Linked DNA regions of Homo sapiens: region 1 is linked to region 2. Evidence: chromatin loops called from intact Hi-C (ENCODE). Cell type or tissue: OCI-LY7. All regions are shown on one strand. Links, peaks and the distances in the headings refer to the core of each region. The heading gives the core; the rest is flanking DNA. Region 1 overlaps GADL1 (glutamate decarboxylase like 1). Region 2 has its middle 180 kb from the start of RBMS3-AS1.

What was found. Peaks named below come from ENCODE experiments on the same cell type or tissue, not always from the same donor. Only the 100,000 strongest peaks of a DNase experiment are listed, where the experiment ranks them.
Region 1: a loop joins it to region 2, with 4 times the contacts of the local background. A loop is called at or near these places in 42 of 110 quality-filtered maps.

The regions. Positions count from the first base shown.
Region 1 is chr3:30,746,772-30,756,822 of GRCh38, reverse strand. The region is part of intron 14 of GADL1 (glutamate decarboxylase like 1); the gene reads left to right. Among named protein-coding and RNA genes, the nearest start is that of GADL1, 140 kb to the left of the region's middle. In OCI-LY7, for the core only: CTCF peaks have their summits at 4,843, 5,055 (motif pointing right), 8,442 and 8,641; DNase peaks (open chromatin) are centred at 5,052 and 8,632.
Region 2 is chr3:30,107,910-30,117,960 of GRCh38, reverse strand. No RefSeq gene overlaps it. Among named protein-coding and RNA genes, the nearest start is that of RBMS3-AS1, 180 kb to the right of the region's middle. In OCI-LY7, for the core only: CTCF peaks have their summits at 4,675 and 4,875 (motif pointing left); a DNase peak (open chromatin) is centred at 4,870.

The DNA of each region.
Region 1 (10,051 bases), core at 772-8,771, 640 kb before region 2:
AAGTGTAAGAGAGACAAGCCATCAGCTATGGGTCAGGTAGGGAGCTCTGCTGGATCTTGGCTGTGTTTGCTGCTGAAGGGTGGACAAGGATGGCCTCATCTGGGACAACTAAACTCTCCTCCGCATGATCTCTACTTCCCAATCAGGCTAATCCAGGCTTGTTCTGCCAGTGGTAGTGTTCCGAGAGCAAATGTATTTGCAAAGGAAGTTACCTTGAGGCCTTGGGTCAGAATTTAGCACACGATTACTTCTGCTGTTTTCTATGAACCAAAGCAAATTCCAAGACCAGGCTAGATTACAGAGATGAGGAATAGACTTCACCTGTTGATAGTAGGAACTTCAAAGGCACAGTGCAAAAAGTGGTAGAAGGATAATTGGTACCATATTTGCAGTCATTCTACCACAAAGATGCCTTTATAACTTTATACATTATAGAGTGTTTTATGGCTTGACAAGTGTTTACACATCCACAATCTCACTTGGACTTGGCAACGAATCCTAGATAGTCAATTTCCTTCTTATTCTCATCTTATGTAGGAGGAAACTGAGGCCAGATCAGTTGAGTAGCTGAGTTTCAGAACTTACGTTTCTCTTGTTACCAAGCTCCATGTTCATTGTCATGGTCCATAAAAACATTTTATCAAAATAAAGTGAAAATGAATGCTTGACATAGCTAGATCCTGTGCCCCGAAGAGTGGCGAGTCATTTCATCTCTGCTGCTGCTGGTTCCCTGCTGCCAAAACATTTGTGAAACTCCTCCTGCACAGCCCTAGGTCTCCTGCACAGTCCCAAGGTTTCTCCTGCGAGGCCTGGGTGAGGTGACTGTGTGAACTATCAAGCAGCTGAGGTCTTAATCTGCATATAGGAGGCAGCTTGTGGGAGTCTACCACCAGGGACCATAGCAGTGGCTCACACAGAGGAACCAGCCATTTAAAGCTGACTTGGAACTGTGTATGAATGTTATGTATGCAAATGATGACCTCTTGGTAGGAAAAAAAGTACCTTTGGCATTTGTTTAAATCTTTTTCTAATCACAACATAGGTATCTAGACATTTGCCTTTTGTTTCATTCATTCGTTTAACAATTATTTATTGAACATTTCCAATGTGTCAGACACTATTCTAAGGAGGACTCCCAGACCTGAATGAGTTTATAGTCTAACAGGGGATTCAGACATTTAAACACTACCGCTATTAGGCTAGTATATATTTTCTACAACTGTCACACACACACACAAGCAAAAATGGACGATTTCCTGTCGTAACATATTGCAAAGGAGATAGCCCTCCTAGGACAGGCCCAAGAAATTCCTTAGGGGGAGAAGTCTTCACTTATCTTTCAGGTTACTGTAATATTTTTAGATGTGTGAATAATCTTTGTATTTATTCCAGTGCTGGCTTAGAGAAGTTTTTAGCTTATTAGAATATCTACATAGAAAAACAAGTTTTTTAGTAATAGTATCTTCTTCCAAGAAGCTGGCTTGGAACTCTCCATTTATTGTTGCTATTTAATAAGAAAAGCATCCAGGTTAATAAATCAAGCTGATGGTTTCACCATGTAAACATCTTTGAATATTTTAGTCAGTAATTATCTCCTATTGCATGCAAGACAAATATAAATGATATGATTTACAGTAAGGTACAGGTTAGTTTTTGTGGTGGGAGGTCATCTGTATGACATTCACTATAGAGTCCCAAGTCAGCTTTAACTGGCTAATTTTCTCTATGTGAAGCACTGCGTTGTCCCTGGGTAGGCTAAATCCTCTGGATATCTTGCTAGATCAAACAATATTCTTCAACCAGAAATCTTTTCAGAGATGCTGAAAATGCTAAAGTGCTCCCCCGTTTTGGTCTGCTTCCTCAGTGAAAGTCTCTTGGTTTTTCAATATTTGACCATTTATTATCAAGTTACTGAATAATTTAAAAATCCTACCCAAGCACATGAGACTTTCAGAAAAAAAATCAGTGCCCTGCAGTTTTTGCCCCCTCATAGAACAGAGTTAAAATTCATTTTTAGAAAAACATGCTGGGTAATTACATCTTCTACATTTGCCAGTTTATCTCTGTTAAACATAGTAAACATCTCACTGCTTAATTTGCTCTGTCAGCCACGGCTTTTAGAAGAACCAGAGCTCTTAGGCAGTTGAGATTTTATGTCTGCAGTATAATTTCACAGGCAGTTTTTTTTTTGTATTCTTGGCTCATTTACAGTCAACTATCTTCCAAACTCCATGAAGCTTAAATATTTAGCCATTGAGGTAATACACTCTTTGTCATCTGTCAGCTTAGCGGTAGAATTTGGACTCCATATTCTTGATGCTCCCAGAACTCCTGAAGATTCGAGAGTCCGTCATTGGCATTCCTATGAGGCTTTTTTCTATATCCCTTTAGGATTCATGCTTTTAAGGCTTATGGTTGAATATATCCTATCAGAATGTAGCCCCAACATATTCTTTCCTGAAGGAAGCTAAGATATTACTTGATAACTTGTTTCATCAGTTTGACAGAATTATAGTTTGTTCCCCCACAAAAGGCTTGCATGTGGTTCTCCTTTACACATCTTGAAAAAATAAAATGGTAGGCTTTCTGCCCCTCACATTGAACTTGTAATCCATGAGGAAAGCAAAAAAGGATGAAGCCATACTTCAAAAGCCAATCCACAACCTTGTCTATTTTTCTTAAAAGGGTTTTTACTTATTTGGGAGGCACATTAGCAATCAGACGCTTTTTCAGGAAAGCCTGTGTGACTAATTTAGTTTACTATTTGAAGGTGGAAAATATAGAATACAATTGGTAATGCAAGTAGCCCTCACCACCTCAGTCCTCCTTGGGAAAATCCGTAGGTGGCCATGGCTTTTAGCGTGCTAACAGTAGTGATGTCATTTTAGGCAATTGCTTCCCTCTTCTGGATTCATCAATGGTCTAGTTACCTCATTTGCAGGGTCCACTAAAACAAAAGTTGAGTGAGGAGCCTCAGAGATTTAAGTGTACAAGGAAGCTAGCCTGTTTTCTTGCAATTTATGAATTAGATAAATCTTGCATAGGAACACATGTATTTGTAAGTTTAGTTAAAAAGCAAATTAAGTTTTCATTTATTGTACTTGTGCCCACTGGATTCACGTTGGTTTCCTCATATTATCTAAATATGAACTGGGATTCTCTAAGCCACATCCCGCAAGTAAACAAGAGTGATCTTAAGTACTGTAAGAAAACAAGTTATCTTTAAGTCTGTTGGTCTTCCGACGCTTGTTTGAAAGAGCTCAATGACAGAATAGCAAGAACAGGGATTTTTCATTAATCACCTTTCTACAAAGAAACTATCCTTCCTTAAATTTGGTTTTTTAGGATTGAAAAAACCTGAGAATTTTTTCCTAAAAATTAAAAAATAAACTAAGGAAAAACCTCAACCAAGGTAAATAAGCAAAATGCAAATTATGCACAAACCTGCCATGGATATTTTCAAAGACATATTTGAAACTAGAATTCAAAATACATGGTTTTGAGGAAGAATTTCTGAATCAAAGGAATAAATGTCAGAAAACATACTATTGTGTATAGATCATGTAACGTAGATTGGAACTATCTCCATTCACACAATCTGAAGGGAATTTCTGCTTGCCTGCAGTCAGGGGTGGGGCCTGTGTAGCGTGGTTAATATTTCGCAAGGTTACTTAGAAGATTGAAATCAGACTAAATAACTGACTCACCCATAAGAAAAAGACACTGCACTTATTTATTGGCAGTGACAGCATTTTGATTTTAAAGAGTAGCTGGTTTAAGAAGATGCCCGTTATGACTCTCCTTTAGGAATCTATTTTTAAAATTTAATATTTAAATACTGCTGACAATGAAGTGTTCAAAACCAAGTTAAAAAACGAGGATTGTGTTCTCAACTGAATTCAGAAGCCCTACCAGCTTGCCATCATCTTATACTGATTTGACTTCTAGCCACTTTTAGTTATTTGAGAACTTAATTATCTTGTTAACTTAAATAGAAAACTCTTGTCTTCCAGCAGCCTAGATTGTTTTAACCTGCCATTAACATCTCAAATGCTAACAAATCTTTGGACTCCACTTTCTAAATACTCAAAGGAACTAAGAGCTGGGGGAAGTTCCTCTAGAACAGTCACTTTCTCCCTTCTGCTACTGTCACAGTGCTATGAAGTATGCTCCAGTGGACGTTTTCTTGTAACGATATTTAAGGGGAACAGGTTAAGAGAAAGGACAGAGAAAAACACTCGCATAACTCCTCGAGACTGGGTTTATGAGTGGTTATGGTGATTTAAAGAAGCAAACAGTGTCCCACAGCATCCTCATCGCCAGGGCTATCCCAAATTTATAGTAACTAGATACAGAGCATTATCTAAAAGCAGAGACTGGCTGCGGCACAGACTCCATTGTTACTCCCATCCTCTTTCACCATACATGTCTATCTCCATGCAAGGTGCACCACTTAAATAGATTGTGCTTAAACTGCACCCGTAACTGTCAGCAAGAGAGATAGGCCCCTACAACGCCTGAAATGAAAGTTAAGCTGTGTTTCGTGCCAGCCTGTGCTAGTGCTCGGTTTGTGGATCTAGCCTCCCTTAAGTTTAAAAGGAAAAGCTGTCGAAAACCCTAAAGTTACCTGAGAGAACTTAACAGCACTACATCAGAGCCGCATCTTCTGCTCAAGCTTCTCAGTGAAGTACTCAGTCAGGTACCACTGTGTGTGTGGAATGAGAAACCACAGCAGTACTTTAACGAAATAGGTTTCAGCACATGGGCCTGGGTAGCCTTTAGAAGCATTCTGCCTACTGGGTTTAATTTCAGAATCGTCCTATCTTATTTAGACAGCCATCAGTAAGTCTTTGCTGTTGTTCTTTTCATCTTCAGCCTCATTACCCTTTGCCATTCAATGGGATATTGGGGAGAGAAACAAGATTGGTTGGGGATGAAAAGGGAAGCTAGATTTAGCCCTGCCATTTAATCCTACTTCTGTGTTTAGTCAGAGACAAAAAAAGCTTTCCAAGGGACTTTCCTCTAAAAACTATGAGCCATGAAATGGCGAGACCATCGGGGGGCACCAGCGCAGCAGAAATCTAGTTCAGTTTCTCAGTGCATAGATCTCCGTGTCTATGAGACACGATTGTAGTTAAGACTAGATGAAGGGGTGGGCTTATAGGGAGATAATTCCTCAAACTGTTTCAGTCTTTCAGTTTTCACATTAGCCTATCTTCTATAGATACCTCCACTCAAGTTCTAGAAAGCCTTTTTTCTAGTCTACTAGATATTTCCAGCTTGCCTATTTTCATAGGCAAATAGCATTACAAGATCTAGTTGCCCAGGTTCTAGTTACCCAGGTTCTCGGAATGTTGAACAGAAGACACGAAGGAATAAAAGAAGCAATGAAAGACAAAGCAACAGAAGAACGGAGTAAGGAAAGAAAAAGCACAGACTGAGCGAAGACAACTCACAGAATAGAAACAAACACCAGCAAGCGGCTCAAGAGTCTCCTTACCACAATGGTCCCAGGGCTTTATAAAGCCAAAAGAATTGGCAACACCCCCCACGTGCCCTTTAGAGGCCTCCAATTGGTTATGCCCTTTGAAGGATTGGCCTGTGACCAATCAGAGGCTGAAGTGAGGCTTGGCCCTCAATCAGAGGCTGAACTGGAAACTCCTGTCTTGTTATCACAGGAGCGAGGATATGGCCCGTAAGCTGCCCAATCTTGCCTAGAACTGGCTGCACCTGCTGTTCTTTTGCTTATGCGAATTGGCTGCACCTGTTGTTCTTTTGTTTATGCCTTAACCCCGGTTACCCTAATTCCTATTCTCCTGTCTCAATAGTTCTTTACTTCTTTCTCTCAAAGCACGCTTCTTTTATATTTATTACAAAGGTTGACTTTGTGTTTCAGATAATGTCCTCTGTCTTTCAAAAATATTTAAAATGTATAATGCTTTATTATAGGATCCACCAGAGACTAATGTTCATTGAAAATAAAAAAATGAGCTAAGGCGAATGAATTAGCAACTTTTTAGTCAAGCTGAAAATAAGTTAGTTTGAAGAAGATATGAATTGAAATCCATATGAAGCCGCAGGACAAATTACATATACGTATATGTATATTTTATATTGTGTGTGCGTGTGTTGTTAATATTGACAATTAGCTGTAGCAATTGTGTTAAAAAAAAAAAGTGGCTGCAAGAGGAGAGAAGGGATAGACGGAAATTTTTATACAGTGGGCGTTTGCATCATTTCATTACACTGGAAACATCAACTGGTACTCTTTCCACAGCTAGTGTGGCATTTCTCATAACCTTGCCTTTGCAATGTTGTTTGGGCATCTCGGTAGACCTGGTGTTTTGGAAGCCTAAGCAGAGGGAGGCCGACAGTATCGGTGATGTCAGTGGATGTGGACGATGCATCATACCCACTTGTGCCACTCCGTGTGCTGTTACAGCTTTCATGAGATAGACTGTTGGTGCGTGTCTGGTGACCAGAGGATGAATTGCCCAACTCAGGACATTTTTGAAACTGAAAAGGATACTATCAATAATCACACCAGAACAACAACATAAAGAAATAAGTACTTTTGTAAGAAACCAGCATCTCCAGTTATGTGCTCTTCTGATTGTAATTTTAGCGCCTTCTGTCCCATTCATTAAAATATTTCAGAGCAAGAGTGAGAGGAATATTATATGGGGATAATCTGCAGTATTTTCTAATTTACTTTGATGAAGAAGGAGAAAGAGGAGGAGGAGTCACTTGTAAATTCTTGTACTGTAACCTGAATGATAATAAGTTGCCTACACAACACACAGCTGATTGAATGACAGCAAAATCTGACCTTTGTCTAAAGTACAAAACCTCCTGCCCAAAGCACTCTTTTCCATTGGCCCTCATCATTGGCTGTAGAATACCCTGATTTAAATCTCCATCACAGTTTATTCTTCAGTTATGACAGATAGCCCATTTCATTTTATATCATAGTTGTTTTCATGTTTTATTGCCGGTCCCTGAGTATAAGTCTAATTATCCTCAGTAGAGTGCCTCGGGAGCTCGTGTCAGCTGTTCAGCTGGGGCGAATGAAACCACTCAGTAGAGGACTTCTGCCTGCCTTCAGGTGCTTCTCAGGTGTTGCCTAGCAGATTGAAAATGTGTTGCTAGGTAAAAACCTTCCTTCTCTATTATTTCAAGGACCACAAACACAGACACACAAAATCAGGGAAGCACAGTTGGAATGTTTGAAAACTGTTCTGTTCTCTAAGATCAAAGTAGGTCCCATTAGTCTAAAGTGCTGGCTTCTTGAAGAAATGTCCTAAGATTCACCTGTTGCTAAAAATAGGCATGAGTTAGTCAGTACATTGCTGGATTAAAGATAGTGACAGCTAATTAGTCATTGTTCAAACAATAGAAGAGTTGAAAAGAGAAAGTGAGAGACACTCCAGCATTCTGGCCAGTCTTCTTTTCTTCTGATTTTAGAGAGAAGACCAAGAGTGTAATGGGAGGTCACTGTGTTCCTAGTGGCCTATGATTGAGGCTTTCAGACCTTATGTAACCTTTTCTGCTTCACCTAAAAGGAAAATTTAACATGCTGAGCAATACAAACACAGCATTTATTTCCATTTAAGACTGGATAGAATCAATTACTCACAGAAACTATGATACCCCAAATGGCAGGCTGACCATGTGACTTCAGAGCAACCGCTAGAAAACACAAAGCAAGATTCCAATCAGGAACAGTGCAGTGAGGTTTCCTGAAAGTCAGACTAGGGTACATGAAGGCAAGATTGATTCGGGAATTGATAATTATAGTAAAAGAACCACAACATTGAATGTGAGGGATTGTGTTGTTGTTTTGCTTTGTCTTTTTTTCCCTCTGTGGGAAGTTTAGAGGCAGTCATATAATATTTATTCAGTGCTAACAGCACATGGATCAACATCCCAAGGGGTAAGACATTGAAATGTGGAGTTGAGAAGTTCAATAAATAAATAAATAAATTGAGGACACAGTTTTATATAGAAGAATTCAAAATGTAACGGTTGAATTATATTCAGCTTTCTTCCCAGGTTAAAAATTCTAGCTGCCACCTCTAGTTATTGAACAATATTATATTTATTGAATGTTTTTTGTGTGCAGCACACTGTGAAATAGGTGCTGTTGGTACCGATTTTCTGACGATAAAAGCTATTGAGTTCCAGAAAATGTTTAAATTTTTTGATAGCTAAAGCCTCTTACACATATATTGTTTAACTGAAAAATACCATGGCTGATAGATGCTTGTTTGAAAATCTGGTGTCCTGGCATCATTCTTCTCAAATCCTTTGGTGCCATTCCAGATGCTGACATTCCGGCAGAAGGAAACTTGATTGTATCAACTCTATGGGGGTGTTTCTTACATCCTTACTGTAGTCAGTGGGGAAGTGCTAAGAGAAAAAGAGGCAAGTGGACTCATTAGCTGAATCTGGTCAGTGCTGGAGTACACACTGGTCATTCTGTTTTGTTTTTTTCATAACTTAAAAAAATTACATCCTTATTCATTTCAGAACCATTTAAAATAGTCTAAAGGAAATGTTAAATGAATCGAACCAGGAGTTGATGTGGGATTTTCTACGTCCATGCGCTTCCTCATATCCTTCACTAGATGGTGTTCCAAATCAATCCATAGTGTCTATGCCATTGATTTGGTCCAGGAGGAAGGTGAGAAAACACCAAGTCATCCCTTTCTAACTCACCTAACTTCCCTTCTCTGGCTTCAAGAATAAGTGGACTTTTCATCACTGTTGAGTAATTAAGTTTGCATGCTGTTGAATTTTTTTGTAGGCTGTACTTGTAAATATTTGGGGGGTTAATTCAGACAGGAAGCATTTTTCAGCCATTGAATGGTTTCATGTTATTGGCAGGGAGTTTTGCTAAACTCATCATTAGTGGCCCTAGTGATCTAGCTGGTGCTGTGAATCAGGAACAGACTCGTTTTAACTCTCTGGCAAAGGCAGTCAGTTAAACCACAGGCCACAATCCTGATAAGAGCTGGAATCAGGAGAATGGAGTGACAGATGGGTAGTAGACTGAAAATATTTACAGGATAGGATAAACAAAGGAAGTGGATTGACCATGAATGCCCCTATTTAAATCTTTCATTCATATTCTCTTAGATATGGCCATGTCTACAGTCTTCATTTCAAAGGAAATTATAAATTAACTTTAAAAGCAAACAAACAAACAAACAAACTAAAAATCCATTTGATTCAGAAAATATATTGGAGACTGTCTTTTCCAAAGAAATTGGATTTGAGGATTCTGCACAGATGTCCAAAGAAATGTATGGGTAGATGTGAATTTATCCTTTACCAAAATTGCTAAGTTTGTGAGGTGTCAGACTCTACTCAATTCCACCTTTCTTTCACTCTCTCCTACCCTTCCTTCTCTAGTATTCAGATAGACAAATGCACCATCATTTTGACAGATATATTTATGCAGTTGATTCATTATTGTCAGTAGCCAAGGAGACATTTTCTCGTGGTGTGTCTAAGGTCTGGAGGCAGCTCCCTGGAAAGAACTTCAGACAACCCAAGGTGCTGGATGCTAAATCCCTGGGAGGTAACAAATGGCCTGGGTATTCTCACGATCATTTGGCTGTTGACATAAACAGAAAAAGGCTGATTCTAATTGATTGGTCTGCTAAAATGCTTCATGTGCAAATCACTTTCCCCAGGCCTGTGATAGTAAAAATCATCTGAGAGGCAAAAAGAAAAACGCAGGAACCTGACAGGCACCATGTTGCAGAGACATCCCTATATGTCTGCTATAATTACACAAGGTACCAAAAAGGGCCTGTGAGGATAAAGAGTGGAAAATTCCTGGCCTAAATTGCGTTGTTTCACTGAGGGATTTCTCAGTATCCTTCTGCCCTTTAATGCTTAAACTCTCATATCTCATTTTCACTCCCCTGCATTGCTGGCCATCAGGAACACCAAAATACAACATTGAATTTATAGACAATAATTTTGTAGATATGATAGATCTGGTTCACTATTTTCAATTATTTTAATGGAAATTTTTATTGTC
Region 2 (10,051 bases), core at 858-8,857:
ATTTGAAAGTGGCCATGTGATAAGAATAAATTATATTTTCTCATAGTTTTTGATGAATACTGAAAAGAATAAGGTTACTTCAGGAAGCAAATCCCTAGTTTAAAAACAAAATTTCTCAGAACCAAGAAGATAATGTTTAATTTTAATGGCTAAATGTTTTCCATTTTAAGCTTTAGAAATCAATTCCAGTATGGTTGGGAAATAACCTATATTTTAAAGTACTATTAGTGTTCGTATTTATTGTCCTCATCTTTGTGTGTAGTTACATGATCTTTTACTGACTTCATATCTCCACCCTCATGTTTGTTTCAAATCAGTTCTACTCTATGTACCAAGCTGAGGTCTCAGATGGGTGTCTGTCACCTTCTTCTAATAGCCAAATATGCTATTTCATGGGCAAAATGGAATTGGAAATTGTTACTCTTGAAAAAAAAAATGCGAAACACAAAACACATGCAGCTAGCTCTCTTACATAGCCTGCTTGGGTATGCAAGTGATCAAAATGCAGAATTCTTATTGCTTCAGATCAATAGGTCTTTAGCAGATGGGCTTGGGAAACATGCTCCTCATGAATAATGTAAGAAAATATTCAAAATTAAACATTAAAAAACAGCTAACACTTATAAAGTTCATATAATAGATTGGGTACAGTCTATAGGCTCCCATGTGATGAACTTCCCTTTGAGAAAAGGGCTGTTGTCATTATTCTCATCTCACAGATTAGGAAACTTCAGATAGATGATTGATGGAACATACTCAAAATTACAGAGCTGAGGAGTTGAAGAGTCGTGATGCATGGATGCAAATGAAAGCCTTGGATGTAAACTCATGCATTTGAACTCCACAGCCTGCGCTATTTGCCATAATTCTATCCTGCTTCTCAAAAGAAATAAAATCAAATTAAAATGCTTGTAAGAGACAAGGCCAGGGACAGCACAAAATACAGAAATAACTTCGATTTTCTCTATTACTTATAGCTTTACATTTTGCCTTTAAGACAATGATCTTTTTGTTTGTTTATGGATTTTTAATTGCTCCTATACTTTCTATCAAAAAGACTATATTTCCTTCAACTAATCTCTGCAGTTTTGTTCAAAAATCAGTTGACCATTTTTGTTTGTGTCTGTTTGTAAGTTTTCTTTCCTGTCCAATTGATCTGTGGCACCTATCCTTACACTACTATCATAGACTTGATAACTGTCACCCTCCTACTTTTTTTTTGTTGTCAAGATTGTATTAGCTATTCTAAAATAGCTGTGCCCTTCCATATATATCTTACAATGATCTTGTCTGTCTAGGAAAAAAAGTCTTGCTGGGATTTTGAGAGGAATTGCACTAAACCTAATTTGCACTAAATTTGGGAAGAATTGACATCTTTACTATTTTGAGTGTTCTGATCCATGAACACGATGCATTCTCTTCTTTGGTTTCTTTTAACAACATTTTGTAATTTTCAGCATATAGAACCTTAACATTTTAAAGCATGTGCCTGAGCATTTCATTTTCTTTGAAACAATTACAAATAGTATTATGTTTTTAATTTCAGTTTCTACATATTCATTCTTGGTATATAAAATGTGATTAAATTGTGCATGTTGATGCTGTATTTGCAAACCTTGCTGACCTTACCGGTTCTAGAGTTTTGGGAGTTGTATATTTCTTGGTATTTTCTATGTAGATAACCATATCATCTGCAAATAGGGACAGTTTTATTTTCTTCCAATCAGTATGCTTTTTTTTTCCTTATTGCAGGGGCTAGAAGTATGAGTACTATATTGAATAAATGGCGACAGCAGAAATCATTGTCTTCTTCCTACTCTTGAGTGAAAACAGCCAGTCTGTCACTACTAAATATGATGCTAGCTGAAGGGATTTTATAGATGCCCTCTATCAAGTTAAGGTAATTCTCTTCTATCCCTAACTTGCTGAGAGTTTTTATCAGGAATGAAATTCAAATTCTGCCTAACTTTTTTTTCTGTGTCAATTGATATGATTACACAACTGATACGATGAATTACACTGATCGATTTCAAATATTGACACACTTTGCATGTTTGAAATAAATTCTACTTGGAAATGATGTATAATACTTTATATTCATTATTGGATTCAGTTTGCTGAAGTTGAAGGTTTTAGTCGAAGATTTTTAATCTAAGTTCTGAAGAGATATTGGTCTGTATTATTCACTTTTTGTACTCTCTTTGTGTGGTTTTGGTCTTAAGACAATAATGACCTCCTAAAGGGCATTGGGAAGTGTTATTCTCTCTTCTGTTTTATGGAGGAAACTGTATAAAATTGTTTTTAACTCTATTTTAAATATTTTGTGGAATTCTCCTGTTAAACTGCCTGGGCCTGGAGATCTATTTTATGGGAGTTGTATATTGATTTTTAGTTTGAGGATTTGATATAAATGTGGTAATAAATATGGAGTGTAACACATAAGTAGCAATTTTTCTCAATAGGGTGGTGTAGCAGGTGTGTTAGCAAATCACCTCATTTCTTTTGGACCTTTATACCATTTCTCTGCACAGCTGCCTGTCTTCGAATGGCCAGAACCTGCATCTTTGCTAGCAGGCTGTATTGAAACCCACATAGCTCACATGTAAGGTTGACAGGAAAGACTGAGAATTAAATCTCCCGTTGCCCCCAAGCCTTTAACCAAAAACTGACAAGTACAGGAATATAAATACCCCAGTTTCCCTGCCCTTCACTAGATAACGCTGAGGAGTATATTTTGCATCACTTCTAGAGTTTTTCTGCAGGATTAGGCTCCAGTTATCCATTACAGAAACCAGCTTTATAATACCCCCTTTATTGTTTGCCTTTCCTCTCCCTAGCTCTCTACCCCTCACCTACTTGTGTTTCTTATGCTTGCCAATAAACTGCCAGCACTCAAATGTTTGCTTCAGAGTCTGCTTTGGGAGAAGTCCAACATAAAACATTTAATATCATATATGAGTATCTTATGCATATGGAACATGGTGATTGAAAACTGATACTATAAATTGCGAATCAGAAAATGCTATAAGGGAAAAATATGGAATTTATACTTAGAGTCTATATTTAGGTCCTACGTGTGTGTGTGTGTGTGTGTGTGTGTGTGTGTCTGCATGAATTATGCACAAATGATAATTCTATGAGGTGCATTAAAAGTAAATTTAGTGGAAATAAGTGTGCTATTTCAAACCACATTTAAATGGAACAGCATTCCAGGGTTCCAGTCATGCTCTTGGCTGCCTATAGGAACTTTTGTTCAGGTCCTAGGGTGGAAATTTACTGAACATAAGCTAAAATTTCTCCAGAGCTTTCTTTCCTTAAATAACACAGGAAAACCAAAACAACAACAAAAGTACTAGTGAACAACACCAGTGGAAAGGCAAACATGACTACTATTTTTAAAGTACGAGATGATAATTTTGTGCAATAAAATTACATCAATTATAAACTGAATATTTGGTAAGCAACTTGGGTATTTTCCTTAACAAAAAGAAAATTTTGTGCTTGTTAAGTAAAAGTATGGATAAATATTAAAAATCTTTCAATGTTCTCTTCTCAGCACTCTCAAATACAAAGGGATCATGGGTACTTTCCTGGAATAATATGGAATTTTGAAGTTTGGATCAGGAATAAAGGTGGTAGCTGTAATTTTTAGGGCTGATAAGACAATTCCAGGGGAGATGCTAACATATAGAATGGGTTAACTTTCCAAATAGTTGTTCATCTGAAGGGCTGATGCTGAGAAGATAAATATAGTATGAAAACAGATGAAAAAAGACTTTGGAAACCAGATGACAGGGAGAAATAAGGAGAATAATATGGAGCTTGGATCAATGCCTGAGTGTATGATTCAGGGAGAGGCAACATCTTTATCTAAATGCCTATAGACTCAGTATTGGGTGGGGATAGAGTGGTGAATGTGGATAACCTTCAGGAGCATTTCGTTTGTTTGAAATGCATGCAAATATTCATAAATACAGATCCGTTTCAACTATGTCTTTTCATATTACCTCAGCCCCTCGTAACCTAGTTTCTTTTGCAAGAATCTTTTGGGCTTCTTATCTTGTTTCATTAAGGGCAAAACTTTGAGAGAAAGTATCAGAAAAGGATTCTTACACTCTTAATATCTGGTATGTGAAATAACTAGATACAATATTTTAATACATAGCAAACTCACTTTGGAAAAAACTATTGAGATAAAAGTTGCAAATTTGGCCAGCTAGAAGTCCACCTGTCTGTGTGATTTCAGGAGACCCTTGCATGCAAATGTCATGCTAATTCTGTGATAGTGGTTCCTTTCATTCTAACTGAAGAGCTTTGGGATCTTCAATATAAATTGAATTTTTCATTAATATGAACTTCAACATTACAATGAGATTGTACACATATTAACTAAATGATCCTCAAAATAGCTCGATGAAGTAGGTCCAATGAATTCTCATTAATCTTTTATTACAGGTTAAAGAAAGGTAACTTATCAAGGAATTTTATTTTAAAATTCAAATATCCCTGGGAATCAGTGCTATAGAATAACTTAGAAAGAAAAGAATACTGGCCTGGTGCCTGCTTGAAATGAAGGTGAGAAGAGAATACGACATGGAGAATGAGAAGGTGCTAGGAAGCAAACTTTTTGAATTTTATGATTTGGCTAGGACCTTCCCTGAGTGAAATCTAGTGCTTCAAGGCATGACCACACTTACAACACAAACACTTTAATTGTGAACTACTCAAAGCATCTCTGCAGTTTGCCTGTTCATGCCATCCAAAGTTTTGAAAAAGAGGAAGAAGAAAAATTGTTTTTCTCTCCCTTAAATGTCTGTGGTATTTGGCCTTGTTGTTTAATTCAATTACTGTAGAAGGCTTGCTTTCTCCACCTAGTGGCCAGAAAAAAAGAAGATTTTTATCTATGGAGATGAAAAGAAGCAAGAAAAGGCAACAGAATATGTAGAGTAATAGCAACTATAATTTGTTGAGTATTTGTGCAGGTGCTGTGATAAATGCTTTACATATGTTACCAATCCCCACACCCTGGGAGACAGGAATTATCATCCCACTTTACTAAAGCAAAGAAAAATCAAGTGATGCCCAGGTTCACATAGTTTGAATATGGCCAGAAATATATATTTGAATATAGCCAGGAATTTAACCTAAGTGTATAACTTCAAAGCCAGTTTTCATCTGCATTAATAAATTTGCTTTCTGGAACACATGGTTGCTAGAAATTCTGTCATTTTTTTTGGAAATAAAGTCATATGATACATATGATCACCAAGCTTTAAGACAAGCCCAAATAGAGTGAGAAGGGGACCTAGGACTGAGCACTAAGGAACTCCAGCGTAGGGGTGTGTGTGTGTGAGTCTAAGGGGAAGTCTAGTTCCTTATTTCAAAGTAATATTTTATCACTTTTCATTATTAAGCAGTTGTACTATTGGTTCCACTTTCTCTTATTTGCCTTCCAAACAGAATACCTCAAAGGAAAAAGTACTTAAAACCAGTAAACTACACAATATAGACCTAACAGATTCCACAGAAATCTCACCAAAGCAATTATAAGATATGGAGCATATGGATTGCAGAGAATAAGAGAGGACAGGAGAGGAGAGAGGAGAAAGAAAGGAAGAAAGAAAAAGAAAAGAAAGAAAGAAAGAAAGAAAGAGAGAGAGAGAGAAAGAAAGAAAGAAAGAAAGAAAGAAAGAAAGAAAGAAAGAAAAAGAAAGAGAAAGAAAGAGGAAGGAAGGAAGGAAAAAAAAAGGAAAGAGCTTACAGTCAGATAGGATGGCCAGTGTTCCCTACCTCCAAAAAAGTTAAGTTCCAAAAAGCAAAATTTTTTTAATTTTACCTGTACTATGCAAGACTTTTCCAGTACTTGCTCTGATATTAAGCAAAATGAGATGGCACATTTGGAAGTGGTTGCTTCAGATTCAGGAATAGGTGATGACATGAGTTTCATTTGTTCTAATCATTGACCGAAACTTCTATTTTTGCTTAATGGAACACAGGACATATGATCCATTCTGTGAGTAAGTAGAGAGAGAAATAAAAAGAAAACCAAAGGTTTTCTCTCTATCCTGGTCATGTTTTACTGATTTGTTTAGCTTCTAAAACTAACTAGCTAGCTGATAAAAAATAAAATAAAATTATGACCTAAGGTACATTTAAGCTGAAAACCTGAAATGCACTTCTCCCTCTGCTGCACAGATCCTTCTGGAATTACGTTTCTTATTTGGTTAGTGTTTCATACAAAACAATGGGGTTTCTCGTGGCGAAGACTTTCCTTGCACTAGATTAGCTCTCAGTAAAATATACCGAATCCAAGTATCTCATCTTAAGGCCAGTGGTCCTTAAAGTGTGGTCCGGGACCACCAGCATCAGCAACTTCTGGAAACTTATTAGAAAGGCAAATTCTCAGGCCTTGCCCCAGGCCAAGTGAAATGGAAACTCTTGGGTTGAGGCTCAGCAGTCTGTGTTTTAACAAGCCCTCTAGGTGATTCTGTACCTGTTAAGGTTTAGGAATTACTGTGTTAGGTAGTAATGTTATCTTCTACAAGGGAAGGGCAAGGTCTAGTAACAACAAATGGCGTAAAAGAATACATCACTTTCCCAACATTTTAAGATTACATTAGTACTCCAGAAATCAGATGCAATCCTGGAGAGGAGAAAACACAAATCGATTGTGATTCAACTTTCCACCAAAATGTGCCAGGTAAAATTGGTGCTTAAAATAAAATTTAAATTGAATTTGAGAAAAAGAAAACATTGTTTCTTGCATGTCTGGTTTTGTGGATTGAGATTGTGCCTGCCACACTATAGTGCGTCTACTATTTACTGGTTATTAAGACTGCTGAGCCCTGTAAATTGTTGTTAAATCACTGCAAATCCCCTCCTGCTACTGCAAAAACATATTCATTAAATTAATTTACAAAATGGGGTATAAATCTGATGATAAGCGACATGATCATTAGGAATGCATATCACGGTAACATAAGAACTGCCATTTCATAAAAAAACACATCTAATCTTGAACCACAAATCTTTACAGGACTCACATTATCACTGTAACCACATTTCCCTTATATTCCACCCTAGATATAATTGACATTTTCTTAAGTATGGAGAAAATATAATAATTTCCCGTTATGATTTTACATGCCAATGCAATTATACAAATTTTTCAATACAATAAAATATAAAGATGTTAAGTTGATTAAACAGAATTAACCTTCCTTCCCCCAAAGCTCTAACCACAGAGCAGAGAAGCCTTAGACAACTATTTGAAAACTCCTCAGTAATCTTGTTCATTGAAGGTACTTCGCATCATAAAAATTTCAATAACTCACAATTTTATGTAGTGTTTTATAGTACCTAGAGTTTTTTCATATATTTTCTCATTTAATCCATTCAAAAGTCCTGCTCACAGCATATCATCATCCACATTTTCAAATGAGAAATCTGTTATTTGGAGAATTTGTCAGTTTCTTCTCTAAGACTGCAAAGTTAATGGAGGCAGAACCAAGCACTCCTTAGAGAGAATGGGTTTCCATTGGAATATTCTGTTCTTCACAAGTTGAGTACATGGGTCCACATTCCAAGTGTTCCAGTTGCCTCCAACTACACAACAAACCACCACAAATTTCGTGATATAAAAACAGCAGCAATTACTTGTCAGTGTCATTTCTCATGATTCTGGAGTTTGATTGAGCTCAGACAAGGGGTTCTTACTGAGGGTCTTTTGTGTTAGGATCCATCACAATGACTGACACTGGAGTTATCTTGAAGGCTTCTTCACTTACATATCTGGTAACTGATCTGGAAAGTCTTAAACAGATGGAGACCAGAATAGAATAGCTTGGTCTTCTCTGGCATCTCTCTCTCTATCTCTATGAGATCTCTACTCTTGAGCATGTTGGCTTCATGGTTGCCAGACTTCTTATAGGATGCCTCCGTACTCCAAATGTGTATGTCTCAGACAGAAAGTTAGACAGGCAGAACTTTAGGCACCTTTTATAACCTAGCCTCTGAAGTCACTGAGTGCCATTTTCTCCATTTTATATTTATTAGACAAATGACAATAATATCAGCCCATATTAAACAGGATAAAAATTAGACTGCTATGTCTTGATGGGAGGAGTGTCAAAGAATTTACAGACACCTGTGGAAGCAAGCTGGTTGGATGCATAAATCCAAAATGGACCAAATCATTGATTAAGACTTTATATTAATCATTTATACACCTTCTTGACCCCAGTTAGTCAGGTTATTACCCTTCTCCTCCCACAAAGGAGACTTCAAGTTTATCCTCCAGAGAAGTTAGGCTAGAGATGCTATGGATTTGGGAACACGGAAGAGCAGAGGATGGATGTGAAACATAGGATGAAAAACATGAATATTAAGAGGCCTGAGCCCATATTGAGACAGGATAGTTCCCTTGACCCCTTAGTGGGAATTATGAAGGGGTAGCTCGCTTACTCAGCCAGCAGCACTCAAACCCCTTGCAGGAGCGGAGCATGCAAGTGAGTGGATGCAGGAGCCGGGGTGAGTGGCTTTGGACTCCAGCAGGAATGAACCCCATACCAGCCCACGGCAGTGTCTAGGGGTTGCCCACAACTTCTGGAGCCTCAGAAGGTGTGTGTTACAGCATGCTCTTTTAGCTTTGCCATTTGCAGATGGCTTAACTCTTAAACTGCTCAGTGGAGAGTCAGTGTGATAGCCTCTTGCACCTGCACCTGGGTCCTTGTCCGGTGCCCAAGAGGAATGATGTTATACAGACTTGAAGGATGGTGAATATGGAGATTTTACTGAGCAGTGGAAGTGGCTCTCAGTGGGATGGGGAACTGCAAAGGGGATGGATTGAGAAGGCAGTCTTCTCCTGGAGTTTGGCCCTCCCCCAGCCAAACTCCTCTCCAACCGTCCCTGGCCGAACTCCTCTCTGACCATAGTCTTTGATGTCCAGCTGCTTCTCCTCTTGACATGCAGTCATTTCTCTCTTCTGTCCTTCTCCGCCATGCCACTCTGCTCCTCTGCCAGTGGAGCTTGGGTTTTTATGGTTACAGGGTGGGGCAGGCCAGGCTGGTTTCTGAAAAGGCAACATTCAGTCGGAAAAACAGGGATGTGAAGTTCTCAAGTTAGGGACACAGGTCCAGGTTTGATGGTGGAGCCCTCGCCAGGGACCCCGCCCTCTTCTACCCAGTATTTCCCTGCCTCCTGTCTGTATCAATATTACTAGCTGATAAGTACACACTACATCCCATCTCCACCAAGGCAAGAGCTGGATGTATTTTCTCCAGAAAAACAGAAAGCCCCCTGAGCAAAGATCTTCAGACACTGACCTTTGAATGTCTTTCAGCCAAGAGCTGATCCATGAGCAATCACCTTGTCTTGAAGCCCATCTCTGCACACAGTGCTTTTTAGTGCCTGGAACTTAGGTATTAATGACAATTAGCCATTTGAAGAAAGTCTCTGACAGAGAGGAAATCCAAAGTAAACAAATGGAGAGCTATAAACTAACCAGAGCTCAGATCTACTACATGCTAGGCAGTTTTCAAGGAGCACCAAAAGCTGCCTATCTCTTATTCTTGCAATAACCTTGTAAATAGCCATTATACTATCTCCATTTAATAATGGGCCTGAGGCATAGGTTTTTAAATGATTTGCCCACAGTCATTCAACGCAAAGAAGTCAAAGCCATTTCCAGTACTTATAGTTCCCTCCCCTGGATGCTCTGTGAATTCTAGTTTTACAACCCTGTCCCATGCCCACCTTTCCTGAAGTGATTATATTTTTGAAATAATTAGTACATTATGTAGTGTTTCTTGTTTCCTAATTGCCTGTGCATGTCTGTATACAACGTTGAGTGCAAGTAGTGTTTTTCCAGTTTAATTTGCTATTCTTTTGCAATAATCTATCACTTTTCTTTAATGGAACCAGGTTGTAAAAGATACTATTTTCTCAGCTTCCCAGTAAAATCTGGCCCTGAGGTTTTATTTAATTAACCTTAGCCATTGTATGCAGATAACAACCTCCATTTTAATAAGAGAATAACAAGAAGAAGTCCTTT